6 separate regions of the Mus musculus genome follow, and regions 2, 3, 4, 5 and 6 are each linked to region 1. A link is a loop called in an ENCODE intact Hi-C map of the cell type or tissue named here. Cell type or tissue: heart. All regions are shown on one strand. Links, peaks and the distances in the headings refer to the core of each region. The heading gives the core; the rest is flanking DNA.

The links. Hi-C counts contacts between places; a loop is a spot of excess contacts. Peaks named below come from ENCODE experiments on the same cell type or tissue, not always from the same donor. Only the 100,000 strongest peaks of a DNase experiment are listed, where the experiment ranks them.
Region 2: it touches region 1 in a loop (10-fold over the local background); 16 of 42 quality-filtered maps call a loop at or near these places.
Region 3: a loop joins it to region 1, with 2.3 times the contacts of the local background. A loop is called at or near these places in 7 of 42 quality-filtered maps.
Region 4: it touches region 1 in a loop (8-fold over the local background); 25 of 42 quality-filtered maps call a loop at or near these places.
Region 5: a loop joins it to region 1, with 2.9 times the contacts of the local background. A loop is called at or near these places in 6 of 42 quality-filtered maps.
Region 6: it touches region 1 in a loop (5-fold over the local background); 30 of 42 quality-filtered maps call a loop at or near these places.

What each region holds. Positions count from the first base shown.
Region 1 is chr7:67,196,784-67,202,009 of GRCm38, reverse strand. No RefSeq gene overlaps it. Among named protein-coding and RNA genes, the nearest start is that of 1700112J16Rik, 23 kb to the left of the region's middle. In heart, for the core only: a CTCF peak has its summit at 2,396 (motif pointing right); a DNase peak (open chromatin) is centred at 2,369; H3K27ac peaks cover 592 bases.
Region 2 is chr7:66,708,491-66,713,716 of GRCm38, reverse strand. Lins1 (lines homolog 1) reads right to left here. Exons shown (of 8, transcript NM_152815.2): 3 at 5,164-5,226; 4 at 4,974-5,078; 5 at 4,282-4,423; 6 at 2,971-3,558; 7 at 1,673-1,844. Among named protein-coding and RNA genes, the nearest start is that of Lins1, 21 kb to the right of the region's middle. In heart, for the core only: a CTCF peak has its summit at 2,352 (motif pointing left); no DNase peak of the experiment used is centred there.
Region 3 is chr7:67,049,330-67,054,555 of GRCm38, reverse strand. It overlaps Adamts17 (a disintegrin-like and metallopeptidase (reprolysin type) with thrombospondin type 1 motif, 17), which reads right to left. Exons shown (of 23, transcript NM_001033877.4): 15 at 2,519-2,639. Among named protein-coding and RNA genes, the nearest start is that of 1700112J16Rik, 170 kb to the left of the region's middle. In heart, for the core only: a CTCF peak has its summit at 2,994 (motif pointing right); no DNase peak of the experiment used is centred there; H3K27ac peaks cover 291 bases.
Region 4 is chr7:66,818,271-66,823,496 of GRCm38, reverse strand. It overlaps Cers3 (ceramide synthase 3), which reads right to left. Exons shown (of 11, transcript NM_001164201.1): 11 at 1-1,807. The coding sequence ends at 1,655. Among named protein-coding and RNA genes, the nearest start is that of Adamts17, 19 kb to the left of the region's middle. In heart, for the core only: no CTCF peak of the experiment used is centred there; no DNase peak of the experiment used is centred there; H3K27me3 peaks cover 446 bases.
Region 5 is chr7:67,059,638-67,064,863 of GRCm38, reverse strand. It overlaps Adamts17 (a disintegrin-like and metallopeptidase (reprolysin type) with thrombospondin type 1 motif, 17), which reads right to left. Exons shown (of 23, transcript NM_001033877.4): 16 at 2,718-2,798. Among named protein-coding and RNA genes, the nearest start is that of 1700112J16Rik, 160 kb to the left of the region's middle. In heart, for the core only: a CTCF peak has its summit at 2,895; no DNase peak of the experiment used is centred there.
Region 6 is chr7:66,837,083-66,842,308 of GRCm38, reverse strand. It overlaps Adamts17 (a disintegrin-like and metallopeptidase (reprolysin type) with thrombospondin type 1 motif, 17), which reads right to left and starts at 2,574. Exons shown (of 23, transcript NM_001033877.4): 1 at 2,398-2,574; 2 at 1,691-2,061. The coding sequence starts at 2,473. It overlaps Gm33627 (a long non-coding RNA gene), which reads left to right and starts at 2,518. Exons shown (of 4, transcript XR_391554.2): 1 at 2,518-2,602; 2 at 3,513-3,597. In heart, for the core only: CTCF peaks have their summits at 1,666, 2,567 and 2,774 (motif pointing right); DNase peaks (open chromatin) are centred at 1,808 and 2,668; H3K4me3 peaks cover 1,521 bases; H3K27ac peaks cover 1,044 bases; H3K27me3 peaks cover 771 bases.

The DNA of each region.
Region 1 (5,226 bases), core at 840-4,839:
TCAGGCTCTGGTCAGTAAGCTCTTGTTGGCATCCACAATAGTGTCTGGGTTTAATGGTTGTATATGGGATGGATCCCCAGGTGGGGCAGTCTCTGGATGGTCATTCCTTCAGTTTCTGCTCCACACTTTGTCTCTCTAACTCCTCCCATGGGTGTTTTGTTCCCCCTTCTAAGAAGGATCTAAGGATCCACAGTTTGGTCTTCCTTCTTCTTGACTTTCATGTATTTTGCAAATTGTATCATAAATGAATATTTAAATTAGGACCATACAATTGTCTTCTTTACTTAGATTCAAACACAGACAAAATGTTTGCATAATACCCAGCACTCCAAGTGGACCGAGTAGCCAAGTAGTGAGAACATAGTGAAGACAAGGTTGGTGGGCTCGTAACTTCCTGCTTCAAAACTTACTGCAAAGCTATGGTAAAAATACACAATCACAAAGCTAAACAACAAGTAACCGAGGCCAGCCCCGTAGCTAAACCACAAGGAGCCGAAACCAGCCCTGTAGATCAGTGTGCTCCAGCTGCTGATCCAGGACAGTCCTTCCAGGGAAAGCCAATGGAGTTTAGACAAGGATGCCAAACTCACTCAATGGACAAAATACTCTTTGTCACAAAGAACATGGGCACACCTGGATCTCCTTGTTTAAAAAAAAAAAAAAAAAAAAAAAAAAAAAAAAAAAACCTGCATTTTCACCACACACCACAGGGAAGAAATTGGCCCATGACTGTTTTATCTCATTGTTTTTAATCTTATGTTTTTATTCTTCTTGGGACTCTAGTGCTGCTCAAATCTACAGTTTAATAGCTTATCATCATGTTTTAAAATTTCTTTTCTTTGAACTTTCCATACACAACCTCTATACTGTCCCTTTCTTCTCTCCTTTTTGGCTCCTAACTGTCAACAGCGCAGGCACTTTCATGGTGTCCTGAATGTCTCAGACATTCCTTTTCCTGTTCCCCAACCTTTTAGCCTCAGCTTTATTATACATAATATAAATATATATTAATATATTAGTAATACACTTTATTACCGTTTTATTTATTTATCTCCTTTGTTTGGGCTCCCAGTTCCTAGTTCTTCAGTTGAGTTCAAATTTCCATTGAATCCATCTATTTGAATTATAATTTTAATTACTTTTCTAAGTCGTAGATTCTTTTCAAAATTATTACTGTGTGTATGTGTGTGTATGGATACATGATGGGGTGTGTGAGGTGTGTGTGGGGGTGGTGTGTGGGGGGGGGGCAAACACAGCACAGCACATGTGTAGAGACCAGAGGAACGCTTTAGGAGGTGAGTTCTCTCTTCCATCTTTACCTGGGTTTGAGGGTTACCTGCTGAGCCTCTCAATGGCCCACATCTCCTCCTATATTGCTGTTGTAGCAGAACTGTAAATGTATACATAGTATTCAGATGTGATGTAAATACATTTAGCTGTACCTAAAAATAGTTCCCTTCAGTTTCTGTTTCTAGTGTTTGAGGGTCTTGGGGGAACTTTGAGCAGACACAGTGTGCTGTTATGCCATGTGAATTAGGTTTACTCATCATTTAGTAAAAAGACTTAAGGCGGCACAGATAATACCTTCATGTCTTCTCTGTTTTATTCAGTAACTAGAGTTCGAGCAGACGGTTGACCCAGGCTGGCCTACCAGCTCACATAGATTACATAAGTTCCTCATGGTGAGTTTTAATTCTGTCAAATGTAGAGTAAAATCCCTTGTTTTAGATTTTAAGAATCAACTTGATTACTAAATGTGAACTCCTTGAAGCCAGTGAACGTCGAGTAGGCACTTTTTTTTTTGTAAGGCAACCCTGTTAAATGGTAAGATGTATCAATCAATAGAAGACTGTGTGAGTGTGTGCATGCATACACGTATGTGGTACCAGATAGATGATAAGCATAGTACGATGAAATTAAATAATATTAATAAAATATGCTGTATTTTATGTAGGAAGGACTACACACAATGCAGATGTATCCAGGAGACAGGAACATGCTTGAGCGTGTGTGTGTGTGTGTATGTGTGTGTGTATGTGTGTGTGTGTGTGTGAGAGAGAGAGAGAGAGAGAGAGAGAGAGAGAGAGAGAGAGAGAGAGAATGCTTTCAGAATATGTCCACCCTCAATGATGCTGCCTCCCACATTCAGCTGGCGGGGTCAAATATTTGCCTTAGGAGTTGTTCAGATGAAAACCGGGGTGATCCTTCCACGCCCCACCCACATGCCACTGTGTAAGTCTGTTAAAGAAACTCACTCACCGGCCTCCAGCCTCCAAACCCAGGGGCATTATCCTGCTTGGATTGCCTGAATATGGAACAAGGATGCTCTGCTGAGAGGCACGGCATGCTCAGGTGTAGCTCAGGTACTGAATGGACCATGGGATGAACTGTATGGGAGGCTCCAGGCCAGCAGGGGGCACTGCAGCGTCGCGTGAGCTCAAACTTATCTAGTATTTCTCACCCAAAATGTAGGAGCTCGTGAGAACCTGAGTAGTTTGCTTTTCTACTCAACACTCATGGTCGAGATTGTCCCTGAATCCACGGCTCAGTTTCCTCGAATACAGGATGTAGCTTCCCAGAGAAAGAGAGAGAGAGAGAGAGAGAGAGAGAGAGAGAGAGAGAGAGAGAGAGAGAGAGAGAGAGAGAACCAGGAAGGCACCTGTTTCAGGTATAAGCCATGCTGGTGAATAAGAAACTCACTTGTTAGCTGGTCTTTGTCCCAGGACTTAGAGATGTGTAGCTCCACAGTTAGGGTCACTTATCCAGCCCAGGTACTTGGGGGCCCTTTGAAGCTGGTACCTCAGAGAGACCTGAAGGCTCCAGCTACTGACACCCTGTTCAAAGGGTTTGAAGTCTCCTACTGTAGAAGGCAGAGCAGTGCCCTCCATGTGCCCACACTCTAGTCCCTAGAACCTTTGGAAAAGCAGCCTTATATGACACAGAAGAACTACAGTGTAGAAGCAGTTCAAGGGACTGATCAGCTGGGATAGGACTGTTCTGGGTTAGCCATGTGGGCCGGTGTCATCCTGGAACAGTAAAAAGCAGACCAAGGTGGGAGAGAAAGAGGTGGCAGTGGAGCGGCATGCATGGCAGGAGCAGGTCCTAAGGGGCAGTTCCATCTGCTTCCCCTTCCAACTGTCCCTTTAGGGCCTTCCCATCTTAGATGCACATATAGGTCCTATGGGCCTCAGAGGGCAGAGGAAGCAAGAGTTTCTAGGACTGGCTGCCAGAGCAGGAGGCCCAGAGGAGTCTGGGGCAGAGGGTGCAGTGTGTGTCACCACTCCAGTGCAAGTGTAGACTTCTGTGTCCAATGACACAGGATCCACAGACACCAGCTAACACCACACGCTGGCTTGTGAGTTTGGATTTGACTATTTGCACTGTCTCATTACTCATGGTCCAGCTAAGGGGGTCTCAATATTGTTGATCTTTACAAAGTACTGAGCCTGTGGTTCACTGATTTTCAAAGTTCTCTCTTTTGTCCTCAATCTAACAATGATCATTGCCTTCCTTCTGCTACTCTGGGCTTCTAGTTCCCTAAGGCAGAAAGGTAGGTCACCAATCTGTGACTTGCTTTAGTTTTGTTTGACTCTCTCTCTCTCTCTCTCTCTCTCTCTCTCTCTCTCTCTGTGTGTGTGTGTGTAAGTGATAAAACAAAAATTTGTATGTATCTATCTATGAATTGTGAGGCTTCAAAATAAAAGATACATTGTGAACTATTTAAGTCAGGGCAAACATATGGCATCAAGCATCATTTATTTATAAAGAAATATTTAAAACATTGTGTAGTGTTTAGAAATGTGTAGTACACTATCCTTATCTATAGTTAACTTAATGTGTAAATTACATCAGTATCTTTTGCTCTTAACTATAACTTGGTTCCTATTGGCCAACTCTATTCTTCTCCTTCTTCAACTCCCAACTTCTGGAAGATCATCGTCTTAGGCATCCATATTTGAGTGAGATCAGTTACATAGTACTTGCCTCTATGTGTTTGGCTTAGTTATTAATATAAGTATATCTATATTATATAATAATATTTGCTAGAAATCATTATTTTGGACATAATAGTTATGGGTTATAGATAGGTATAGATATATACATATATCAGCACTGATTTTTAACATTTAAAACACATTTAAGCATTCCTTCACCAGAGGCTTCCTCCTGCAGCAGATGGGAAGAAAACCAGAGACCCACATCCAGATATGTGTGTGTGTGTGTGTGTGTGAGAGAGAGAGAGAGAGAGAGAGACATTGGATCACACAGGTCTCCATCAAATCCCTCCTCTCAGAGCTCAGGGGACCCTGTAGAAGAGGAGACAGAAGGAACAGGGAGACAGGGGATTGAGGACACCAGGAGAACTAGACCCTCAAAAATAAAGGAGCCAAGCTCATATGCAGTCACAGAGATTGAAGCAACAAGCGCAGGGCCTGCAGGGGTCTGCACAAGGTCCTTGGCATATATACTACAGCTTTCAGTTTAGTGCTTTCCTGGGACTCCTGAGTGTGTAAACGAATGAGTCTCTGATTCCTATGCCTTCTCTTTTATTTTTCTGTTGTCTCATTTTTTTTTTCTTGTCCAACTTGAATATGATGGCTTTGATTTTATTTCATTGTATTTTATTCTGACATGTCCGGTTGTTATCTCTTAGAAGCCTGCTCTTTTCTAATGAGAGACAGAAAGGGAGTGGGTCGATGGAAGAGGAGGCGGAGAGGATTGTGAGGAGCAGGGGGAAGGGAAACTAGATTCAGGCTATGTTGTATGAGAAAAGAATTTACGTTTAATGAAGGGGGAAATATTTTGAAGAAGTTCACTTATCAGGGGACACACACACATAGATTGTTTCCATTGCTTGGCTTGTTGTGATGGGAGTGCAGGTGTGCCTTCAATATACTGACCTCATCCTCCTGGTCTACAAATCTTGTTCCTAGCGGGATTGCTGGATTGGAAAGTAGTTCGTTCTTTTGTTCTCCCCCCTCTTTCTTTCTTTCTTTCTTTCTTTCTTTCTTTCTTTCTTTCTTTCTTTCTTTCTCTTTCTTCTTTCTTGGTAGTCACTCCTATTAGAGTGAGGTGATCGCTCAAGGGATCTTGATTTGCATTTTCCCAATATTTTCTGATATTGAACATTTTCAAACATAGATGTCTTCTTTTGAGAACTATCTATTTGGATTTACTGTACATTTTCAAATCATGGGTTTTTATTTTAATTATTTTATTTGTTTG
Region 2 (5,226 bases), core at 359-4,358, 490 kb after region 1:
AAACAAATCAAAACTGAATCTGCTCACCACTGACCAGTTTTAGTTTCTGTCTGCACAAAAGCCTTCTGTCCTTTCTTCTACATCAGAAGCCCCCTCTCCAGGACGACTTAGTCCATGTTTAAAATGCAACACCAAACTATCTCATCAGGGGTAGACGTGTGACCCCAGACTGACCAGTCAGAACATGGCCTCTAGATCCACAGTTAATCAGATCCTCCCAGAGATATCTCTACAGCTAAGAAACATTACAACTTTAAGACTGATAAAAAGGAAGCTAGAAGCTGCTGGCGGCCAGACCCGAGGAGGAGTCAGTCTGTGAGATCATAATCAGGAAAAATAATGGCTAGCATGATTTCTCTCTCTCTCTCTCTCTCTCTCTCTCTCTCTCTCTCTCTCTCTCTCTCACACACACACACACACACACAGAAACAACCACACATATATAGACATCCAACCACAGAGAGACACAGACAGACACAAGAGACAGACAGATGTGTACACACACATGCGGACACACACATATACACAGTTTTACCTGATGCCAATTTGATGCCCTTAGAGCTCTCAACCAGGCCTCAAAAATTTTTCTATTTTTGTTTAAAACAATTTGAATTGGTCTCTGTCATTTACAAACAAGAAAACCTTAGCATGGTGACATTTTCATACCCAAGGCGTGGAAATCTCCCTCTCTCCACACTGTGAACCAAAGCGAAAGCAATGAGACTCACATAAACCAGAGGAGGAGTAAAAGGGCAGTGCCCAATGCAATCAAGATCCACTCTTGAACTTTCCATCAGGAGTTGATACACTACCAGGACTTCTGTTTCTTGAGTAGAACCTTTGAAATACTTTGAGTGTTGCACTTGAGTGACACCTTTGAAACTGGCCCCACTCACAGATGGAAAGCAGTATTGCTGCCCTCAGCAAATTAATCACACACACACACACACACACACACACACACACACACACCACACACATATACACTACATACATGCACACACTATACACATACACACACACACACACACACACACACACACACACACACACACACACACACAGAGAGAGAGAGAGAGAAAGAAACAGAGAGCTATTGCCAGCGGGTCCTAATGTAGCAAGCACAGGCTGCATTGCCAATCATTAGTGTGAAAGCCCTTCTCCCAGGCCAAGGGAGAGGGAAATGAAGCAGGGCTGAAATAATGGAAAGGATCAGCACTGTCAGCTTCAGAAACAATTCTCACACTGCTGCAAGGATAGAGCAGAAACACAATTGGGTGCCAGTGTCCCAGCAATGTGCCTCCAGGGGGAACAGCCCAGGTGTCAGTGTATGAAATGCCAGTTTGGAAAAGCTCCTCTGATTCTCTATATTTGCAGTCGCTTTGACAAGGCAAAACACAGCAGATAGAAGCTTAATTCAGACAAGTAGTTTTGGAGGTTTAAAAACAATGTTAACCACCAGCTGAGGTTCAGAGCTGGTACTGGCTTCCCCTGCTCACACAAGCAATACCTGAGTATAATGCAAATCGCATCCATTTTCATGCAAGGCAGAGCTGAAGCAGGAGGAAATCACAAGAGAGTCTACCCCAGTAGGGAAAAGAATAATGCACCAGATAGAAACCCACTTTCTGATGTGTGTGTTTCTAGCCCAAGTTATTAGAAATACACAGACCTGGTCAGCTGGAGGTAGATGCTCAGGGAGGCTTTGGCAGCCTCCAGCATGTCATCGTCCTGCTCTATGAAGACCCTGGACAGCCACTCGCATGGGTTGTGTGGCTGTAGAGAGGGCTGGAGGTGAGGCTTTAAGAAGGCCAGTAGCTCGGACATGAACGTCTGCAAGGCAACTTCAAATGACAGAAATGTCGAAGTTCAGGGAATGCTTGCTTATAAACACACAAATACCATCTTGTCCATATGCAAATTTGTGTATGCATTACTGTAATCCACACTCTCAGAAAGCCCTAGACGAGGTATTATCTGATCCACAATGGAGAAATGAGGACAGCAAAGGTGACTTATGGAAGGACACACGTTTAAAAGGTACGGTCTGGGCATCTACCTGCCAAAATCGAGTCACTGTTTGTCTAAGAGATAACTATGTGATCTCACGATGACAGCAGGGTGTAAAACTGAGTGGGCAAAGGCCTCTTCCTTGGTGACCACAGCTTTCTGCTAACTATAGACTGCTAAGTCATAAAAAGAAATAGCTTCAAAACGACAGAAAAATCTTCCTTCCTTCCTTCCTTTTGTTTGTTTAAGAACCAAAAGAAAGTACAAGTATGGCAAAAATCTAGACTTCTGGGAGTTTAACTGCAACTCAAACCTCTGAATTATGTAACAGATGCCACCTAGTGTTATAAACTGTAATCGTGCTAATTAAAACATCCTAGGATCCCTAGATCATCCTGAGAGGTCACCATAGCTGAAAAATCAATGCTCTCTCCTAGTAACTGCAGGCAGCCTGCCTGGAGACCTGCACTGTTCACTTCCCTGGTGCCATGGAAGACATGTCCTCTTCAACACCACATTGAAAACTACTCTTCCAGGCACTCTCAACCCGGACTGTCACTTTCAAGTAATGTGCAACAATTCCTTTATCAACAGAACTTCCCAATAGTGTCAACATAACTTCTGATTATCAGTAATCAATATGAATAGTCTGGGTGCTTTTATGAATAATATAATTAAATATGAGCTGACTTCCATTTGCTTAGTAGTGATTCAAAAAGCAACTATTTTTGTACTCATTATCCAATGCATGTTAATTGTATAAAAAAGCTCACATGCTTCTTGAAATTCCAGTCCCTTACAACCCCCTTTACCTTTAAAAAGTATTTCCTAAGTTTAGCCAGGAAAACACAGCTAAATTACTGAACTGATACTAGCCTCAGTACTCAATAGTCATGAGTCCTCTTCGTAAGTGAAAACTGAATTGTATAGAATTTTGAATAAAAGGAGCCTAGAGAATACCTTTCATCTCAGCTGCTGAGGTGCAATTCTGGGACTTGATTTCTAAGGACTTCACTGTAATTAAGCTTGCTGCTCTCAGGGTCACGTGATCAGGACCAGTCCTGAGTCTGCATCCAGGTTGAACTTCATCCCCTCCAAAGCAGGAAGGCTTTCCAGAAACAGCCAGTGCCTTCCACAACCCCACATGTACAGCGTGCAGAAGTGTGTCAGCTAAAGTGAGCATGTCACTGTCCAGAAGGTGATCTGGTGACATCAGGGAGGGCGCAGGTTCCCGGCAGAGGTCTTCGCCCACTTTACAGAGAAGGCACTTTTTGACGAGTATAACCAACTTCCTTTTTATAAAAGCTGGAATAGGCCAGGCAAGAATATCTAGAGCATGGGGTTTCAAAAATAGCATCCTCTGGCTCCTGAAGTGCAGTTTCAGGTGGATTCTGGAGGCTACGAGAAGCTCAAGCAGCTCCAGAAAGCACATCAGGCTGCTGGCTAAGTTAGAGGGGCTCTGGAAGTCTCCAAAATGCTGGGAAAATAAGGAATTGTAGAACACTTCAAAAGTAATGTCAAAAGGAGTCAAGAGCTGCTTTAGACTTTCTGTAATTATAAAACAGGAGTTATAAGCAACAGGAAGAACAAAAGCTTTCTTAAAACAAAAGTTTACAATTTAATCTGTGTGTGTGTGTAAATAACGTTGTAAGATAAAAAAAATAGGTTTAAGACTAGTTACCTCTAATAAGACCAACTGAGAATACACAGATTAACAGCTAATTACTAAAACTTAATGCATGCTTTATGAATATGGGCAGACTTTACAAGAGATGGTTGATGATTAAGTTTTCATTTCTTTTTTAAAAGGTTACCTCGAGAGATAGTTCATCTGGTAAAGTGCTTGCTGCGTAAGCATGCTTACTGAGTTAGGATGGCTAGCAGTCACAGAAAAGTCAGATATGGTGGCACACAACTGTAACACCCGTGCTGGGAGGTAGAGCTGGAGCTCACTGGCAGCCATCCTGGCTCAGCGCATGAGCTCTGGGCTCACTGAGAGATCTTAGCTCAATAAATATATGGGAAAGGCATCGAGGAAGACACCGAAGATTGACTTCTAGCCTCTACAAGCACACACATATCCACACGCATACGTTCATACACCCAATACATACACCACACGCCACTCCAAGGTTATGTTCAATAAAAAAATCGGGCAAGATCGTAGATTTTTCCATACTTCAAGAGAGATGAGTATAACATGAGTCTTACTCTTCATTATAAATGCCCAGCCCCTGAGGTGGTAATCCTTTGTGGACAGGCCATCTCTACCTGCTCTCTGTGAATGTGTGTCTTTAAGGATCTCTTTTATCACAGCTGTAAGGATCCAGAGGCAACGCACTGCTTCACCACTCTCAGAGGACTCCGAGAGATGCTTCTGGCAGAAAGTGACCCAGGAATTACTTAACATTTTCTACAAATGAGGGGAAAAGGGGTAGTTATTATTTTGTTTGTAATAAAAAACTATCACACAACATACAAAATGTTGTTTACTTGTTTGCTTGAAAAAAGTATGCTCTGACAAAACAAAGAAGGAAAATATTCTAATACTCTTTAAGGCAGGAAAGGCAACACAGGATAGAAGTGAAGGATCAAAAACAACTATGAAAATATCCACATGTCATTTAGTAATGATACACAATGTCTTTCTTTTCTTTATTCTCCATTCTACTATCTAAATATTCTACCATAAACACCTTGCATATTCAAAGTGTTATTTTAAGAAAAAAGCAATTGGAGCAGGAAGACAATAGATGCTTGGATCTGCGTGTGTTTGCAAGCACAGGTACGTGTGTGTGCAAGTGCACAAGGTGGCCTCAGGTGGCCTCCGAAAGCATTTTCTTCTTTATTTTTGGGGGATCTTATTTCATTCCTACATTTTTGGATTTGCATTTTACTGTGGGTGAAAGTATCTTATTAACTCAAATATGTGAACTTTAAAACACTCAAGAGAAATAACTAACGTGCTGGCTTCTGACCTTCTCTCTCAGCTGGAAATACAGTAGCGAGGCGAGGCACTTCGCAGCCATGTGGGACAACAACTTGTCAGAATTCTGGAGCATGCGCATCTATAGCAAAACAAACACCGTTCGCCACACTGCTGAAGCCTTAGCAACTTTACTTAGTATCTTAATCTTTTTAAAAATGGCTCACCAATTTGGAATCGAGTTCAACAGACTGCAAAAGGACTTCAGTTAGCTCTCTGTACCCCTCCTT
Region 3 (5,226 bases), core at 793-4,792, 150 kb after region 1:
CTTCCATCATAGGTTTCTGGCTTATCTAGGGCACTATATGCATCTACTCTGGCTTCCCAGCTCAGGGCTTTTGGAAGCAGACCTGGGAAAGTTCAGGCTGGGGTCAGGCCTTCATGCAGGACCTGGCGAAGTTCCTGCGTTTGATGTTGCTTTATCTCTCTGTATGGCATTTCTCTTTGATACCCACCCTGAAGGGTGATAAGGCATTCCTCCCATTTTCATTCCTCGGAGCTGGGCACAGATGAAAGCTGCCTTCCTATCTATATCAACAAGATTAGCAAATCCACTTGATTAGGGTCACCAAGATGCCAAATGACCTGGGACCTATATAGAATTTCTCTGCTGAGTCTCATTCAAATATAGGGATTCACCTTTAGCCAGAGTGTCTTCTCTTCACCCTGGCTGCCACTGTCTTAAGTCACCTTTTATAACTATACAAGGGCCCTGGCCAGGTGCCTCACCTTGACTGTAACTAATGTGGTGACTGTTAACTTTGATAGTCCGTATATCTGATATTGAAATGTATGCATGCCAAATAAATGTTCTAGGGGGTGGGGTGGGGTGGAGGAGGCAGGATGCATTGACCCAGTATCCACATTCTGCATTAATGCAGTCTAGCACATTAAATCCTAGGCAGCCAATAGCTAATCACATGGAAATGAACATCACACACAGACTTTCAATGAATAAAATCCACCCTGATGTGATCTTATGCTCACAGATTCTGATGGTGAAGGGTTTAAAAATTAAAGCCAAACCCTTGACTGTGCTTTAATACTAATGTATGGCACTGGGCAGCTGCTCAGAAGCAACAAGCTCACAGGTAGATGACGCTAATGCTTGCTTCCCTTCCCTGAAGTTTGTTATGGGTTCTGTACCCCCAAGCAGCTAGAAGAAAGCATATTAATCTAAAAGTTACCCCAAAGAAGTTCCCCACAACTGAGGGTGTTCCTCTTTACCCACCCACCCACTCCCACCTTTCCACACTGGAGGCCAAAGGGCCTCTCTTCCCACTGACTGATGTCCAGCAAGGCCATCCTCTGTCACAAGTGCCTTTCTTTACTAGCTGAGCCATCTTGGTGATTATAAATAGGGTTCCAAATGATTATATTTAATCAAAAGAAGTCAGGATTAAATAGTAACCCCTTGTCAACTGGGAAGGTTTAATTCCCGACTTCGATGATAACTACACAAGGCAAATCCAGGGTGCCCAGAGGTGAAACAGTATCAGATTCACCAAAGCAAAGAGCAATCGTCTAAGTGTTAGGGCTATGCTACCCAAGGAACCGTTCTATGACAAGGATGTCCTCTGTCTGACCCGAGACCCACCAGCCCTGCTGGCAATGGGGAACCTGAAATGTGGCCGTCATTTCTAAGTTAGTTTAATTTCTGCCAGTTATGATTTAAATTTGGGTAGACTTGAATGATCGGTGCATTTTGCATAGGACAGTTCAGGTCCAGAGGGCAAAGTCCCCCCCCCCCCCCAAATGAACTCATCCTACTGGTAGCTTCTGCTTCTCTCTGGAGCAATGTGATGGGTGTCAACTTCAACTTTTTTCTCTTTTTTTGGTTTTTCGAGACAGGGTTTCTCTGTGCAGCCCTGGCTGTCCTGGAACTCACTCTGTAGACTAGGCTGGCCTCGAACTAAAAAATCCACCTGCCTCTGCCTCCCAAGTGCTGGGATTAAAGGTGTGCACCACCACTGCCCGGCTGTCAACTTCAACTTTAAAATAAAAATCATGTGTATGTACATGTATGTGTGTCTATGTGTGGTGTGTACAAATGTAGTGTGTATGTAGATGTCAAATGTCAAGTTGTGGGAGTTGGTTCTCTATTCCCACCATGTGGGCTTGGGGGATTGAATTCAGGTTACCTTCAATTTTCATGGCAAGCACATCTCCTGGCCCTGAAATTCTGTTTTTAAATTTAAATTTGCATTTGCTATTACCTCTGGGTTTGCTTTCATAAGATTCTGACTAGTGTGTCCTTTTGATAGTTTCTAGAAGGGATGGACCTATAGACCCAGCTTTCTATCCACACAGGAAGGCCAGACTTCTGCCTTATCCTATGGGCTGTTCTTCAAGGCAGGACTTAAAACCATGATTCTGTTCTCTCAATGGGTCAAACTGAACTAACATGTTGCTATGCAAAGCCACGTTCAGGGATTAGAATAGATGTACTCCAGCTTAGATTTATTCATTCCCTTGAAGGTCTGGGAGTCGCTTTGTAGACTGTCCACTCGTCCTCGTTCTCTCCCACAGATGCCCCACTCCTCACCCGACTGAAGGCCATAAGCTGATGTCCTCTGTGACAGTAGACCAGCAAATGGCCTCCTGTTTCTGGACCAAGAAGCCCAGGGCTGGAAAGGTGGTACAGATGGAAAGATCAAGAACACTCGGCATCGGGATGGTGATATACAAAAAGCCACACCACCATTAGCATTGGGGCAAAGAAGATGAAAGGTAAAATGTGTGTCAGTAGTCCCGTAACCAACATAGCCCTTGGGCCCAGCACTCACCTGTCCCCCGGGAGTGGCTGAAGTCACCCTTCACCACACGGCAGGTCTTGCCATCCCCGCTGCAGACACCACACCTATCTTCTTTAGCCGCAGATCCGATGATGCCGTCACATCCAATTTTCTAGAAAACCAAAGGGCTGGTTCATCTGTGTTTAAGATTCCTTGATGTTTTGAAGCTGATTCCCTGCACAACTGATTTCTCTGAGAGGCTATGTGCCTGGTGGGGGGGGGATCCTGTCACATCTTAGTTATTATTAAATTCAGAAGAGAGAGAAAAAAAACTTAACCAGAATACAGATTTGTTTTGTCTTTTTTATCTTTTTATGAATTTATCAAATGTATTTGAAAACATGTACTATGGAATAAAGGAGCCTTGCTACCCTAAAATACCCACAGGGTATCATCTACACATCTCTGAGAAGCAGGACAACCAACCTCTGCCTCACAGCAGACACATCAGGGTGGTGAAGCAGGTAGCCAGAGGGGGGCGTGGTCCCACCATGCCATACTTTACTTCTTACTCTGTGAAATTGCTCAATAGAAACCGACCAGAGCTGAGAGTCAGAGCATCACAGATCATGGGATCTGCTCAGAGCAGAAGGCTCAGCCAATATCCCGTTGCTAAAACTGCATGTAAGGTTCTGTATCCTGCCTCCAAGTCTCACAGTTACTATCCAAGCTAACAGTGGCATAGCTACAAGCTGGCGTCAGAATGGGCCTCTCACCCCAGCCTCTCATGTCACCGGGACCTGCTTCCTTCGACTTCCCCATTTCTGTCATGTGGTCTCCGATGTAGCTCTTCCTTCCACTGGCTTCCTGTGATTTCTAATCCACTCCCATGCTATCATTGCAAGTCTCTGGCTTGATTGCTGGCTGCTTATCTTGAAATTCAGTTAGGTTTTCCTGATTAAGCAGCTTTGTGTGCTCTACATAAACATCCCACTTGGTCCCCATAGCTTTTCCCAACAGCAGTGAAGGGAACTTTGCACATCAAGTGCTGAAAAGATGCAAGTCAGATGGCCCCTTAGGTGAACCCCGGGTTCTCAGGCTGAAGTCAGATAGCCCCTTAGTGAACCCCGGGTTCTCGGGCTGAAGTCAGATGGCCCCTTAGGTGAACCCCGGGCTCTCAGGCTGAAGTCAGATGGACTCTTAGGTGAACTTTTGGTTCTAAGGTTGAGCCAGGCCTCCTAGTTCTGCCTATGTCACCTTTTGCATTTGGAAGCCAGGCCTGCAGAGATATCCTTGTCAGAACAGCAGCAAATCTGAGGCCTGAAGGGAAACAGCCAAAGCACTTTGCCAACAGGACATTTCTCCCTTTGCTAAAGTCAGTGAAAGAAGTCTATTATATGCTTGGCAGGGACAGACATGATTCTTTCGAAATGGAAGCAACCATAAAGCACAATTAGAGTCATGATTTCTGAGTGTTACTGGAGCTTTAACAACTGCACTTATGAGCCTCAGTGTTCCAAGAGAACAAGATGACCAAACCCAAGGACACTCCAAACAGTAAATGGTCTCAAGCCTTCCCACAGCACCCTGCTGGTCCCGGGCTACTCTTTCGTTTGCCCTTAAGGAATCTTCAGGACACACACTTCTGAGCTCCCAAGTTCCTAGCCAACATGCACTGGCCAGGTTGCTGTTCTTTTGGAAAAGTTAGGGACAAGAATGCCTCGTGGAATAACAAAAAGTGCAAGATGTCATGGAACTGGCAAGCTACGCATAAGCTCTCTTTGGTCAAGGCAGTTCCTATATCACATGCAGACTTAAGTTCGAAGAGATCTAGTTAAGAGCCACGTGCTGGAGTGTGCCACATGCTGGAGTGCACCATGCGTAAGCCATGTGCTGGAGTGTGCTGTGTGCTGGAGTGTGCTGTGTACTGGAGTGTGCCACGTGCTGGATTGTGCCATGTGCTAGAGAGGACCATGTGCAGGCCATGTGCAAAAGACATCTTTGCCCCAGGAATGAGAAGCATTGGTTTCTACTGATTTGAATCCTGGATCCCAGGCCTAGAAGCTTTGCCCTGTTGTCAGCAGCAAACATCCTCCTGTCAGCACACCTAATAGCAGAGGCTTTGTCCTCCTCCTCTTTGACCTTCTCTTTAGCATTTGTCACAGTGTGCCACCCACAGTACCTTCAATCTGTGTATACCTGTCTTTCCATATCCACTGGGAATTGGTTCTAGAACTCCTCAAACATAGGAAGATCCAGGGATGTTTAAGCCCCTTACAGAAAATGATGAAGTGTTTACCCAGAACCTACACACATTTTCTTGCATGCTTTCAATCGTCTCAGAGTAGATATAGTAATGAATAAATGTAAATAAGTTTATATTATTTATAATTAAATGATAATAAATCGATAATGATAAGAAAAAACTTGCATACGTTCGGAAAAAATACATTTTTTCTGAAGTATTTTACATTTAAAGTCAGTCGAATCTATAGACAGAATCCATCCAAGGCCGTTATTGAGGACCTACCATGTCTAACCTGAGGACAAAGGTGTGTAAGAAAGAGAAAATAATGCAGAAATAAGCAGATATGTCAGAATGTGTTACAGCTCTTGTCTGTTTCTCTCCCAGCTCTTGCAACTGCCTCTCTCACTTCCCAGCTGCCTGGGCATGGCCAACTGAGCATGTGCCAACTCTGAGCCAACCTTCTGCTTCTCTCTGATTTTCTCAGTAATTCACCTTTTCCCTAGACTCCAAC
Region 4 (5,226 bases), core at 1,227-5,226, 380 kb after region 1:
TGAGAGCATATCAGTTTTACCTTCTGCCGTCAAAGCAGAAAAAGAAGTTGGACAGTATAGCAATAAACAATGTTTCACTGTAAGCAAGAAAATGTTCTGTAGTCAAAGAGAACCAAAATAAATCAAGGGGAAATACTTCGTTAACTAGACACATAAAAGAATTTTAGTGAGACCTTTTACCAAAGTAAGAACAATAAACTCAACAACTATGCCCTAGAGTAAGTAGAGACATTTTAAATATGAGATCACATTACAGATATAACGCACATGGTACTGTGCTCATAAAAACAAATATTAATTTAAGGCTTGTTTTTTTTCTGTTTTTCCTACAATTCTTTAACAAGATACTTTGTTGGGAACAGAATTCTGAAGAGTTTTTGTTTGTTTGCTCGTATTTGCTTAGCCTGAAGGTTTTAAAAACACGCAATTTTAAAAATTAAAAACTGAAACTCTCAGACCATTTAGTGCGCACAGGACCTTTGTGACTTAGGGTGCCTGGCGGCCTTCTGGGTTCTTCACTGCGCAGTGGTCAGAATGTGTTAGATCCTGAGACCACAGCATGGCTTCCTCTTTCCGCTTCTAAGAGTTCCTTCAGAATTTGAAGCTCCCAGGCATGCCACCCTGGGGCTGGCTTCCTGGGTAATATGGCTCAGTGAGCAACCTCTCCGGGACCCCCCCACGCTCCTCAGTGGCTCCCGAGTGACCGTCTCAGCCCATGGCATCTCTGTGAGCCTGAGGATGGGGATCGGGGCTGACAGCACAGGGCAGCTTGACACCGAAACTCACGTCCCTCTACGCCAGGACCCTGCCAGGAAGGCTCTGGGCTCATCTGAGAATTATCCCTGGAAACAACATAGTCACAAACAGAAACAAACTTCTGGGCCTTTGTACCTCCGGGTATCTTACACATTAAGAGCCATTTTTAAGATGGAGCTTCTCACACAAAGTTCAGCCAGGGTTGTCTCTTTTGTCAAAGCTGGAATTCTAGTGCAGTGAGGGGTCGCTAACACCTGCAGGGGACACGAGCACTCCTGTCAACTCACCCAGTCCTTACTCTAACTCTGTGAGGTAGTAGAGCAGATGCCTTCAGAGGCCCTGTGCAGAGAAGCACCTCGGCTGCCCAGGGTGGCTCAGGAGCCCTGGCAGCCTGCCCTCTCCTTTGGCTCTAACTGCTCTCTTGCCACTGCAAACACACTTTTGGAAGATGAGGTGCTACTGTGGCCAACCACCAGGAGAAAGTGGGTAACCTGGACATTTGTCAAACCATGGAGCATGTACAAGGTGGTAAGTTTTAAAAAAAAAAAAAAAAAGTTCAGAGAAAACGAGTTCCTGAGAAAGTCAAGTGCTTCAAATTCTGGAAGGGGGGAAACACAACAACAACTGACGAACTGACCCTGCCTGGAGAAATCTCTGAACTCTGACCAGCCTGACTTAACTGCTGACCAATCCACGGGTATTCCACTTCTTAACATTTTATCACAGTCAGGGTGACTGAGTTGGGGGCCACCTTGAGCAACATAGGAGACTCCATCTCAATAAAATAAAATAAAATAAAATAAAATAAAAGGCAAAATGGGGTCTCTGTGGGTCCACAGCAGTGGATAGAGGAGCAGTTCCGGCCTCCCAGTGTCCTGGCGCCACATTGTGCTTCAAGCTAACGGCCATGCTGACCATTGGCAATGAGATGCCTGTTGGTCCCAAGGCCATTCTTCAAATACTCTGTCTCTTTGCCCTTGGTGCTCTCTGCTTCCTCTTCCTCCTCCTCTTCCTCTTCCTCTTCGTTGTCACTCCTCACATCCTGGACGTTCTAGGCAAAGGACAGAATGGGCCATGAGTGACAGCATTGCTGGAGGAGCATCTCATGAGCACACACAGAGGTCGAGGGTAGAAAGCCAGCTCCTGTTATATAGGAGCCTCCATGCCCACACACTAACCTTCCTAGGGCACACCACGGCACAAGTCAGAAGCAGATTTTTAAAGACTAAAAATTCGAGGGCTGGAGTATGGACTCCTTAGTTTAGAATACTTGTGGCTCTTGCAGAGAACCAGGGTTCAATTTCCAGCACCAATTTCCATGAAAGAATGTGCACAGGACAAGCATCTGTCAGTTGGCCTATGCTTTCGGGGATAATCACACACACACACACACACACACACACACACACACACACTGTTCACATAGGGGCTCACAGCCATCTGTAATGCCCTCCTTGGTTACATAACACATATACATATGGGCAGGCGATACATTTACTACATAAGATAACTTGATTATGGCAATGGCATATATATGTGTGTGTGTGTGTGTGTGTGTGTGTGTATTCAAACTCTGCTGGGGATACGACCTAGTACCTCAGGTTCTTAGCCAATCCACAGTGTCTTTCCTACACTCAACTTAGAATAAGAAGAAAATATACTCAAGGGACGCTGTCTCCCTCCCACATTTGTCACGTTCTGCAGACAGGGAGGAACAGGTAACTATTCTGAATTCTCCCAGAATGCAACTGTGCATGCAGTCATAAGATCACATTCTGTTGGGTTCAGGGGTTCACAATTCCTGAAATCAGATATTAATGGCAAAACTACCAGTGACATCTGAGCAGTGTCACGCCTGTGTCAACTGTGTTTCTGCCTTCCCATCCATGAAAGAATGTGCACAGGACAAGCATCTGTCAGTTGGCCTATGCTTTCGGGGATAATCACACACACACACACACACACACTTTTCACCCGTAAGTATACAAAGTTGTTGGAAATGTCTTTCATTGTTCTGCTTTTATGACAGCTGGGGCGTTGCAGTATTGTTTAAACTTCTGTTTAGAGGGGTTCAATATTACCCAGGAATTAAAGTTCAGGCCAGTAAAGCCAGAACTGCTGGCTCTGACAATGAGTCAAAGCCCAGACTGTGGATTTCCTGCCAATAAGAATGTGCTAGGTTGATATGCAGGTGTTTGTCTGCTGCGAAAGATCTAATAATAGAGATTCAAAAGTGTGTGACTCAAACATTAATAAAATGCTACTTTAAGTCCAATTTTGTTTTACATGTGACATCTTTACTATAACTAACAGTATTGACGTTTAAAGGGCTTACAAAGGGGCAGGTTGGACTGAGCAGTCCGTATGAACATTAATATTCTCCATCATGATGACTGGACATATGAAATATCCTCTTTACTTAATAGACAGAAATCTAACAAAGGTGAATGTAGGAGATTTGAGGCAGGTAAGTGACTTTGACAAAGCCACCACACAGCAAGGGCGCAAACACGGAGCTCTACCGTCCCCTGCTGGACGGAGCTGGGTGGTGTAATCACTGGGAGAGACAGAGGACCCCTGTGACCCAGATCTGAGGGAGTCAGCTTTTCCTCACTGGCTGAGTGCTGGCTATCTCTTCACCACCACCCCCAAACCCATTCTGACCTTGACCTTGATACCATCAGGGTTGGCCTTTAGGTATACATTTTAAAAGAATAAAAACCATCTCTAATAAATAATTGTATTATGTTAGACAAAGACTGGCATGTTCATTCTATTTCAGTTAAAATGGATGTTCATCTGGATGTGGTGGAGAATGCCTTTAATTTTATCACTTAGGAGGCAGACGCAGGTGGAGCTCTGTGACTTCAAGGCCAGCCTAATCTATAGAGCAAGTTCCAGGTCAGCCAAGGCTATGTAACAAGGCCCCAACAAACACCAAAAAAAGATGTTCAAAGGCCGAGGAGATGCTCAGTGGTCAAAGTTGCCCAAGCCTCTCATCATCTGAGTTTGGATTCTGAGGACCTCTTGAAGTCAGAGACAGACCCTAACTAGCCTGTTATCTTTATGTTTCTCTGTCAAGATGGGAGGTGGAGACAGAAGAGTCCCCAGAAGTGTGTGGGCCAGCCAGACTGGCTTAGGCAGTGATGGGTAATTATCAGAGTCCTTGTCTCAAACAAAATGGAAGGTGAGGATGGATACCTGACATTGTTCTCCAACCTTCACAGATACACTGTGGCACACACACAGATACACATAAATAAGAAACAATACACACTAGGACGTGCACATACACTCACAAATGTTCAAGATTTATGGGTAGATTTATCAACTCATTCATGACTTACAATGTACCACTTGAACAGACACTAGCTAAGGGATGTTAGAAGAGTGAAATTCTCTAATGAGCTGGAGTTAGAAAAGCTTAAGATAAGGACCACAATCTATAGTCTAGGAAAGAAAGCACAGCTGTAAATCTTTCCAGCAGTTAACATTCATGATAGAAATAAGAACCCAACTGCTTTCTGTCTAGGGGGCTCCTGGAGTGTACACCCGTGGTGAAGACCAGCATTTTCTCCAGCACAGCCTGTTGCTTTGAGTGTCAGCACGAGCACCAACAGCATCCCTGGAACCAGCCACCTCCATTTGTCTCACCGGGCTTCTCACTTGTTGCATTCCAACCCAAATGCCAGGTTCTGTTTCTGGGCCCTCAGAACTTGTCTCATGCAGATTGTTGGCCTTGGACCTTCTACAAATCACCAGAGGCCCAAGAAACTATAGCATACCCACAAGGATCCACACCTTTGAAAAATAGACTGGTGGATCTGTGCTTCCGCAGCCACAGGGCTGGGAGGACTCTGCATGGGTCTCATGCCCATCACGAGATGTGTGCTCCTCACCTACCAGGCCCCACCCCAAGGTCTTGGCAGTCCCCGCCAAAGACTTTCCATTACTATTCTGTTAGTATTCTGGCCATTTGAGATCACTTGCTCCTAGAATTAGCAAAAAAAAAAGCATTCTAGCATTCAGCTGACCTTTCTCTAAAACCTTCCTGGTTCTTCTAGAACAGTCGTTCTCAGCCTTCCTAATGCTGCAACCCTTTAATCCAGTTGCTCATGTTGTGGTGACCCCCTAACCATAAGATTACTTCATCCATACTTCACAACTGTAATTTTGCTATTGTTAAGAATCATAATGTAAATATCCAGGATGTAGGATTCAGATATGCAGCACCTGTGAAAGGCTCCATCGATGCCCACGCCCCCTCAATGGATTGTGACCCACAGACTGGGAAGTACTGCTTTAGGATGAACTATTAATATCCACCCATAGCCAAAGGTGGATGAACACGTTTTTGCCATGTCTTTTACGAAGTTCCTCATCAACAAGCCCCTTTGCTCTCACAAAAGGCTCAGGAAAAAGTGTGTGGTGAAGAACAAAGTGCTGGCTTTTCAGCTGAGCTTTGCAGTC
Region 5 (5,226 bases), core at 657-4,656, 140 kb after region 1:
AAGCCAGCCAGCGTGGGCTGAAGGTAGGCGGGGGTGAAATTCTTCAGGAACTGCTCCCAGCGAATGTGAGAGTAATTCAGAATGAAACTGGGTTGACTTTCCAAGCACCCAGCCCTGAGTGGAAACACGGCCTGCTGGAGCTGACTCTAGAAACATAGCCAGGGAGCGTGGACCACCTTCAGGCTTGCTCCTGTCTGTGTGCCAGGGCTGGAATGACTGGGTTATGAATTTGGGGTAAGATAAGGGGACCAAAGCTGGTTCCAAGCTCCCACGGAGGCATGGCACTGCTCCTGGGGAGCTAAGTCATTCAGGCATTTAAGCCAATCCTCTTGGGATACAGACTGGCAGTCACACACAATGAAATGTCATCTCCATCAGTCGACCGATGGTCCTGATTAGACTCCACTGGAGATTCTGAGAGGCTCCAGACTGAAATGGATTCAGGTGGAGTGCAGAGCTGGGCATGAAAGGAAGCCCCCCTGGGGCTTTTGCTTGCTATCTGCAAATCCAGCAGAGTGATGCTCTGTGGCGGACTGGGGTGTTCAGGTCTCTAAAGCGCTGCACTGCCCAGTGACTGGGAACCACAAATGTGGATGTTACTACTTCCCTTTGTACATGGGGCCTCTAGGCCTCCACGGTAGAGCTGTCAGGGCCAACTGTGACAGCAAGCCATCATGTGGGTCTCATTGACGAGTTCCTTTATATCCTAGGATTTGTTAACTCTGGCTCCATCCTCTGCCATGCTTACACTCCGCAGAAGAGCAGAAATGGAGGTGGCTTCATTACTTCTCCCAGACTCATGGAGATGGGTCAGGGAAGATGGCTGTTGGGGCATCTTGGGAATCCAAGGATGGACTTTGCTGCTTTATGGAAGAACTGGCATGGTGCACTTAGAGCTTGGTGAGCTCTTAGACTACTGGGCTCATCATTTTGTGAGGTGATGGTGAAAGCTGACTTTGATCTCTTGTGGAGTCTCAATGCTGTGCCCTTGGGAAAGAAACATGCTTCCCCGGCAGAAGGATTCATTCTCAGAGCATCAGCCAGGGAAGGTAAATTTGCAGGTGACACTAAGAGACAAGACTAATGATGTCAACACTGCAGACGTTGACTCATTTTCTCATGTAAGTGGAAAGGGGCAGGATCTCTGGGAATTTAGCAGAGGACTGCCACTCTGAGAAAGTTGCCCCAAGCAGTATAAGGCTTGTTTTAGGCAGCATTCATAAACACTGTTCTATGTGGTGGTCCAGCTTGGTAGGCTGGGCTGGGACACCCTTGCCTCTTTCAGGGACAGATGGGCAGTATACCTGGGAATGTCTTCTCCATGGAAAGGACAGCACTGCTACCGAAGGCTCTATAATAGCACCATCGTCATCATCTTAGGCTCTATGTAATGGTGCTGTGGTCTTGATTAACATGCACCTGCTAGAGATGAGTTTTGTGCCTGTTTCAGCAGAGCTAAGTCAAGCTGTGACCATTTCTAAGAATGGCATGGATACTTTTGTGTAACCTAAAATGGTAGGAACATGGTCAAAGACACAATTTCTTTTTTTCTGTCAGTGTTGAAAGTTCAAATAAAAAGGTTTCGTGGGTGATTCTGGTTCACCCTGAACACTTGGCAATTATGCCTCTCCCCCACTCCCTGGACACCTCATGACAGAGGCTGAGATAGGGGCCCCTGAAGAGATCAGCCATGTCTAGCTTAACCTGAACAAGGACCATGGGATTCTGGCTTACCAAAGGATATGGGTAACAACATCTCTGTCCCACTGAACCAAGAAAAGAGCAGCCCTTGAAACTGAAATGAGTGTTCTCCTCCTGAAGCCTGCGGAAACAATACTCAGGAGTTCAGTGCAGTGCTCCTACTTCCTGATGCTCAAGGACCAGGCTGATCTTTGCTGGGTGGTTAACAGCAAGACTGGAATCATTCACTCAGAGGACCTCCTTTAGCTAGGAGGAGTTTCAGTGAATATGTCCCTCTACAGAGGGCAAAGAGCACCAGTCAGGATCCAATTCAACCCTTTAGAGCTATGTAAGTGTTTGTGCTTGAAGTCAGCTCGCCAGTCACTATGAAGTTAGGTCCCCAGGGCTTGGCTAGGGCCAGTGCTGTTCTGTGTCCCACTCAGCTTAGGACCACTGTTCTCTCTGCAGCAAGAAACATGTCCAGCGCCCTTGGCAGCCTGCAGGGGCTCACTGAAGGGTGGCCTATGGGTCTCTGCTGCCTGGGATAACTGCCTGGGTTCTGCAGGAGGGACACATCCCCAGTGTCTCATGGATTTGTCCACATTTTTATTTTCCATCCTGTCCAAAAGTGATGATTCTAACTGGATTCTCCCCCATAACATAGCTTGGATCTTCCTGTGAAAAGTGCTGTCTGGTCCATTTTGGGTACATATGATTTTCTAATGAACGTGCAGTTATAACACCAGGGTTATACCTGGGAGACGGTATATAGGGAGTACAGGTATACACACACACACACACACACACACACACACACACATATATATATATATACACATACACATATATATATATATATATATGCACTCCATATATATATGTATGTATATGTATGTGTATGTATACACACACACACACACACACACACACACATATATAAAACTGGAAGAAAGATTTAATGTCGGAGCCACAAGCCTCCGTAAGTCGTAAGAATCAACTCAGAGGGCAGAACTTTGATTGAATGAGTTTTGTTTTACCCAGGAAGCTGTGAGCAGGTTTGTCTTCCACCACACGGATCCGCCGAGCTCCAACCGGAATGACAACCGCTTCGATATAACCTGTGGTGACATATGACATACAGATGAAGCACACCGCCGTCTGGGATCAGAGGCCCACATGGAATCCCCATTTAAACTGCCCAACTATGCCCCCTGTGGTGAGTTCAGAGACTGCATGCTGATACAGCTTGAGAAATTGAGCACCAACTCACGTGGAGCTCTATCTTCTAAGACCATTCAGTGTCTTGGCTGTTCCACTGGTAAGTATTCTATGTTGTGTTGCAATCCCCTCTCTTGAACATGTATTTTGAAACCCTCAAACCCAGGCCCTCTACAGAGGGCAATGTGCACTAGTCAGGATAAAAATCCAAACCTATAGAGATATGCGGGTGTTTGTGTGTGTTAGAGTATGACCTTATTTGGAAATAGGACACATATTTAGCTAAGGTGAAGTCATATCAAATTCAGCAGGATCTTAGTTTGAACACCTTTTTGTTAAAAAATTAGATTTACTCGTTTATTGTGTGTGGGATACACATGTCACGCTGCATGTGTGGATGTCGAGGGGACCCTTGGGAAACTCAATCCTCTCTTTCCACCATGTGGCTTTGAGGGATCAACTCAGGTCATTAGCCTTGGTGGCAAGCTCCCTTCTCTGCTGAGCCATTTTGGCTTAAAATAGCTTGTAAGGAGGAAAGATTTGTACACAGGTATGCCACAGGCCATGAGCACATGACAGTGGAGATAGCTGAATCTTGCACAAGGTAAGGAACACTAGAATGCACACCACCAAAAGCCAGAGGAGAAGAACAGACCAACCCTGCCCATGCACTTATCCAGGGCAAGAACCTAAGTTCCTTTTGTTTGTGCCTCCCAGCCAGCAGCACACTGCTGCAGCTGCCTGGACCCCATCATAAGGAACGCTCTGGTCTCACTCCTTTGCTGGAAAGTTCCTTCATGCTCTGTCTAAGCTTACCTTTCCCCTGAATGTCCACAGGATCATAACAAAAGCAGAGGGAGTCATCTTACAATGAAACCATGCCCTTCCCTTGCTCCGCACCACCTCCTGCCTCCGCTGCCCTGGTGACTGGCTTCTGTGGCTTTTACAGCCTATACTTTTGCCTGCTTCCTTGACTACTGCCATGTAGAGGGAGAGCTCTGCCTGCTCTGTCTGCTCACGGAGCTGGACGAGGGTAGTAAGTGACCCTTCAGAGTGGAAATGCCTAGACACCATCAGAGATCCAGTCAGGGAATGGCGCGTAATGTCACTAAGTGATCCAATGTGGTCTGGGATTCTGAGGTGCAGACTGGTAACCATTTACACCCATGTTTGGGTTCCAGACAAAGGTATCATGCATTTACCTAGCCTCTGGGAGGGTGCTGTACGTCTCAACGTGGTCACGTAAAAACAGAGATTTCCAGGCCCAGCTACAGGAAGGCCAGAAACTATCTGGAGGAATTATTTACATCTTGATTTCTCCCAAGATAGATGCCATTTTATTTTTAAAATGGTGCTCAATCATTGAAACAACCTAATCAAGCTAAAAACTAAAATTAACTTATATCACATCACACTAAAAATATTTCAATGCTTTAATTTTCAACATGTCTCGTGCATTTAAACACACGTGCTTTCTGTTAATCTGATGCTATACATGCTTTCAGTGTTCAAGGAGAATTTAAAATGCAGCCATGATGTGCACAAATGTTTATGTAAAAGGCAACGGTATGTTTATGAGGTAACAAGAATATCATTTTGCAAAATGCAGATTTACACAGCAACTAAATCAGTGGTTCTCAACTTGTGGGTCACGGCCTCTTTGGCAAACCTCTCTCTCCAAAAATATTTACATTACATTGTAATTCATAATAGTAGCAGAATTACAGTTATAAAATGGCAATGAAATAATCTTATGGTTGGGGGTCCCCACAACACAAGGAATTGGATTAAAGGGACAGCATCAGGAAGGTTGAAAACAGCTGGATTAAGCCATGGAGATTCTGATTCTGTTTAATTGCTCTGAGGTCTGTTATTGTTGGGGAGAAAATAATACCACAATTTTAACAGATACACAAAAACAATGGGTTATCTTCTTTAACTTGTTATGATGAGAGCTATTAAATCTTTAGGACATAAAGACTCTCACTGCATCACAAGTGATAGTAATCTATTCCATAGCAAATGTCTTTTCAATTGAAAAGATTCTTATGGATGCTAAATACTACCCCCACCCTTTTTTTCTTTTTTGATTACAACAGGAATAGATATACTATTCTGCATTTCAGTTTGTGAATTATACAATGAAATGAATGTATTTTTATTTAATATATATATATATATAATATGTTATAACTATAATATAATATAATATAATATAATATAACCATAGTAGGCCCAGGTTGGATGTAGTGGAACACACCTTTAATGTGTGCCTCTGTCGGCAGAGGCAGAGGCAGAGGCAGAGGCAGAGGCAGAGGCAGAGGCAGA
Region 6 (5,226 bases), core at 806-4,805, 360 kb after region 1:
CAGACTAAACAACAGCAGTGTCTCCTCAAACTGGAATTGAAAAATCTAAAGACTTAGAATTCCACCCGCAACTGGGGTGAACTCAAGAGTCTTGGCCGGGTTCCTTTCTCTAAGGCACAGCGCCCTCACATGGTGCCAAAGGGCAGCGCAGTCTTCCTGAAAAGTTGGCTCAGATGCCATGAGAGGAGGCTGAGCAGCCACTCTGGGAGGACTCTACATCAATGTTCTCCAGATTTCCAGCCTGGGCTCCTTCACAGATAGCTCCTCGCTGGAAACTTTACACCAAGAAGTATAAACTCTGACCTCTCCAGAAACTCACGAAACCGCAGCAAATGGGATTCAGATGTTTCTATGCACCGTACGGGGGTGTGACCTAGACTTGAAACACTTTGGCAAAAAAATGGGAGAAATGATGTGGGCCTCTGAGTCCCTCCCAGAACATGATACAGCGCTGACCCGAGTCCTACAGTGATCTGAGCCTTTCTCACTCCACTTAAGCCTCCTCGCCCACAGCCCACACCCTTTGTCCCCCCGTTCAACGATAACACCTACCAGACCCCACCACAATCTGCTTTGCCTTCTTTTGCCAAGACTACCAATGTCTCCCAGTTAAACAAAAGTAACCCATACCCTGAAATGAGACCTTTAAAGATTCCTGAAAATTAGGCTGCTCCTCAGAAATTACATCCACAGGTCCCCCAACCCTGACCCAGTACTAAGAAAGCAGAAGTATCGAGCAAAATCTCGGAGTCTTGGGCTTTCACGCTGTGCTCCTGGCTGTGTAGGTGGTGATAGAAAGCAAGTGAAGGGGTGGCTTCTCTGGCCCACTACCCCAGAGGTCTGCTGTGACAAATGTAGGGAAACAGCACAGACATTGTAAACTGAGTGATGCCAGGCTTTGGGGGGTGGGGAGGGCAAACCATCTGCCAGCCACGTGCTCTTCTTGGGGGCACCCTGGAGAAGCAGAGAAGAACTTGGCTGGGCACCAACGTAGCCAAGTGCTCAAGTGTGAGCACAAAGACAGCAAAACCACCCCAAACTTCTGTGCCTCTCCGTGCACTTGTCACAGGTGTCTCAACAAGGCGAGGCAAGGTCTTCGAGAAGAAAAAGAGTAAGAGCAGGGCTTTCCCCTGGGACAGGTGAGCACCGCACAGTTCTCACCGAGGGAGCATCCAGATAAATAAATACCTACTGCAGAGTAAGGCACTAGAGATACTGACAACAGTTCCTCTCTTGGTCTTACCTTTTCAGCTAGCAAAAATGAGACTAACCATGGCCTGCCTGGGGTCCCCTCCTAATGTAAGAAGGCTCAAGGGACAGAAGAGAAGTGCTTAGATACCCCATTCCTAGACAGGGAATGAACACTTTAGAGCTTCCCCATAACGTGCAGAAAACATACACACCTGTGCTGATGCTGTCAGAGTGGGAACGACAGGTTCATATTCTTTCCTCTAGGTGAGCTATAGCTAATTTCTCAATGCAACCCCACCTCGGCCAGGTTCAGGACACAACAGAAGCCAGGACAATAACAGGCCTTCCCCTGTGTTCTCTCTCCTAGGAAGGCACAGTCTGAAAGGGCCAAGTGAAGGAGATGGGAAGGTAGGTCTTCTCCCGCCCAGCCCTCCGCGGGACCACCCCAGGAGAAGTAACAGACTGGGCAAGGCAGACCCATAGGGGGCGCGGGCAATACCAGGCCGCCGGCGGCGCCGCAGGCGCTGAGGGAGACGAGGGAGCCCGGGTGGCCCAGGACTCGTCCGGAGTAGAAGCACAGCTCGGCAGGATGTCCGCTGCGCCCCGAGACACCCGCCTCCTCCACCTCGAAGCCTGGGGACAGGAAACGCAGGTCGCGATGCAGCTGCAGGTATAGGTCGCGCCCAAAGGCCGGCAGGTGCAGTAGCAGGGCGCGCTCTCCTTGCCCTGCTCGATGGCCACCTGGAGATGCTCGCGGTCGCCGCCACCGCCGGAGCCCCGCTGCTCCCGGCAGCAACTGCAGGTGCACGTCCTCGGGGCGCAGCCGCCTCGGGAGCACCACCTCCACGTCGGCCGCCGCGTCGCCGACAGCTGCGGGGAGAGAGGACACGCGTCAGCACCAGCCTGGCCACCAGGGCTGCCGGCCGCTCCGGCGCTGACTCGCAAGGCTCCGTGGGTATCGCGCAGCCGTGACCCCGCACTCCCTTCCCTCCCCGAGCCGGGCCTCTCCAAGCTGGCGAAGCCACTCGATCGCACCGGGGGTCAGCTCGCCATCCGCGTGCCGAGAGGGAACCAGAGACCAGTTCTCCGGCCGCGGCCTTCACTCTCCTCCTCAGGGGATGCTGTCAGCGGTCCACCTATGCACCCGGGCGCCGGGATGCTTCGGGAAGGCACCGGGAAGGTGGCCGCGAGAGCTAGGAACGCTACCTGTGCCCGGGTCCAGCCCCCACACCAGCAGCAGCAAGGACAGGACGAGAGGGGGCAGCAGGGTGCCGTCACACATGGTACTTGGGACCAGCAGCCCCCAAGACTGTAGTGATAGAGCAGGGACTCGCGAGGCGGCGAAGCCAACCGGAGTGCAGCCCTGCAGCCTTTGGAAAAAGTAATTAGCGCTGCGGACAAACCCAACATGGTAAATACTAAGCCCCACCTTCTCCTTGGAAAGTAGGCGGTGATTGGGCTTTTGCTTTTCTCTGCCCCGCCTTCCCTGTCCGTATTGGTTAGGGCCGGTCGAAACCAACGTGCGTAGTTAGGTTGTAAGCACTTTCTTACACGTGGTTTCTAGGCAGTAGGTAGGCTGTGACACCAGGTGGCAGGCGCGAGCCGGCTCAGCTGCAGCATCTTGGAGCAGCCAGGAGGACACCAGCCTGGTCTTCAGTTTGTTCACATTTGGGAGATCACCTTTGAGGCTTCCTAGGAAGATAGGCCAGACCAACCAGTTCAGTACAAGAAAAAGAAAATCTCTATGTATTGAAGTGACTCCTATTTTTGATTAGTTTGGGCTGGAAAGACGCAGCCCAGTGTTCCTAGCACACCTGAATTCATGCCTGACTTCTATATCTATGGTGTTTGTCCACACCCCGCAGGCTTCTTGCAGTCTATACTTTCACAGAATCCAAGAAGGTGAGAGCATAATAACACTCCCCTGAAGACTGGGAAACTGAGAAAAAGGAAATGTAAGGAGCCTGCTTAAATTGGACAGCTAGTATCTGTCAGAGCCGTGTCTTGTGTCTGTGATCCTGACTTTAGGTCAGGTGTGTTTAGGGAGGTATATTAGCTGCGCTTTGCATCGCAGGACCCTGGAGAGCTGAGAGGCAGAGCCTGAACTTGAACCCAGCCTTTCACGAACAGAATGAGTGTTCAATTTTCCAGCAGAATCTAGCCAGATATTATCCCTAGCAGACCCCTATGGGTAATCCCATTGGCCTCTTTAAAATTGTCCTACAGATAGCAGGACTGACTGAGCACAGGGATACCACAGCAGTCACAGATGGCTCCTCATCTCTCCCTTTTTGTCTGTTTGCTTGCTTGTTTTCAAAAAGGCCCCTACTCACCCCTCATCACAGGATCCAGACTTCATCACAGGGCTGAATTACCAGAAAGCATCCAGAGACGAGGTAAACACTGGTGAGTTTCCCTAAGTTTGGTGCCCCTGTCCTGGTAAGCTGTCTGCAGCTCTCCACAAAGGCGTATCACAGAATGTGCTGCCGAGCCAGTCTCTGATCTAGTGGCTGTCACTCACCGGTTGGCACCCTCGGGTGACTGGCAGCATGGGTCAGGCTCTGTTGGTGGCTATGAATGAGTAGGGCTTTGCCTCACTTGACCATGAGAATTTGACTGTGACCTCAACCATGTCATGGGAAACAGGAAGAAAAGGAGAAGCCTTAGCCCTGTGTGAGTGTGTGTGTGTGTGTGTGTGTGTGTGTGTGGTCAGACAGCAGCTAGCTATTCTGACAGCCCAGGAATGTTTTTCTTCTGAGAGTTGTTCAGTTTTTTCTCTGTAAATCAAGGAGCTAAGCTATACTGCCTCCCCTTGGAGGGTGAACTTCTAATCATTTGGACTACTCTTGAAAATAATAACAAGGGTCTGCGAGATACCTGACATACCATTAGCACTTTGTTAGATTTACTGAATATATGAATAAAAGAAGAAAAGTGATTGATTAAATCAGATGTTTCAGAGACTCCTCCTGTAACAGGGCCCCAGATATTAGCACAACTGACTCCAGGATGGAGATACTGTTTAGGCTGTAAAACTCAGCATCACCCTCCAAAACCAAACCAGAGGCCCATAACAACCATAGTTATAGGAAAGTCTCTAAATGGACTACTAACCTTGCTCTTTGGTTTCTGTAGCTCTGCCTCTGGCTAACTGTTCTCATTAACCGTATATCAACCCAGGACATGGATTTTATGCTCAAAAGCTCACCCTGAAGAAGGCTCAGGACTACATTGAGGTCCTGAACATGCTGTGTAGTTGCCGGCTTGCTGATAGACTTTCTATTGGCTTAAACCCACGTGTGAGCAGTCTTCTCTGCTGACTACCCCAACAACACTCCAGCTGTCAAATGTGCTAAGCAAGCATCGAACCCATGCCCCTCTCCCTTCATTGTTTGTCATTCTTTCTTGTCTGGAGCTGTTTCAGTTTGGCAAGTTCATGGAGGTTGGATTAAAAACAACAACAATGATTAGGGGCCAGATGTTAAATAGTCCTCTGTAAGCGAGAAAGCAGTGGGACATGGAAGGCCTCCGTTGTTTAGATAACCCCACCTTGCTAATGTGTATGTCTGTACGCAGCACCCCAGGCATTGCTGATGCATAGGAACACTAATAAACGTTTGCCAGATGATCAGCAGCCCAATGCTGTCTCTCCTCTTGTATGTATGCCGCTCAAAGTGTTCTTCCACAATGAAGGATGCTTTGAAAGACACAACTCACAGAGAAACCATGACCAACTCTCTGTAACTAGACTGTGTCTAACAAATACACTTAGTTGCTAATATCAGAGCTCTGCTGGGCTCAAATAAGCAGAGAGAGGCTGTTTATTACATGCTGTTTGTCTTATGTTCTAAAACCAACCACTGCAAAGGAACCATAGTCAGTGAGGGAATGAAGAGACTGGAATCTGACCATTCATAGTGGGAAAGTAACACTGGGCAGTCTCTTTTGAAGTATTGAGAAATGTCCCAAAAAATTAAATATAAAGTTACCATATGGTTCAATGTATAAGACAGAGATTGCCAGAAGCTGGGGAGC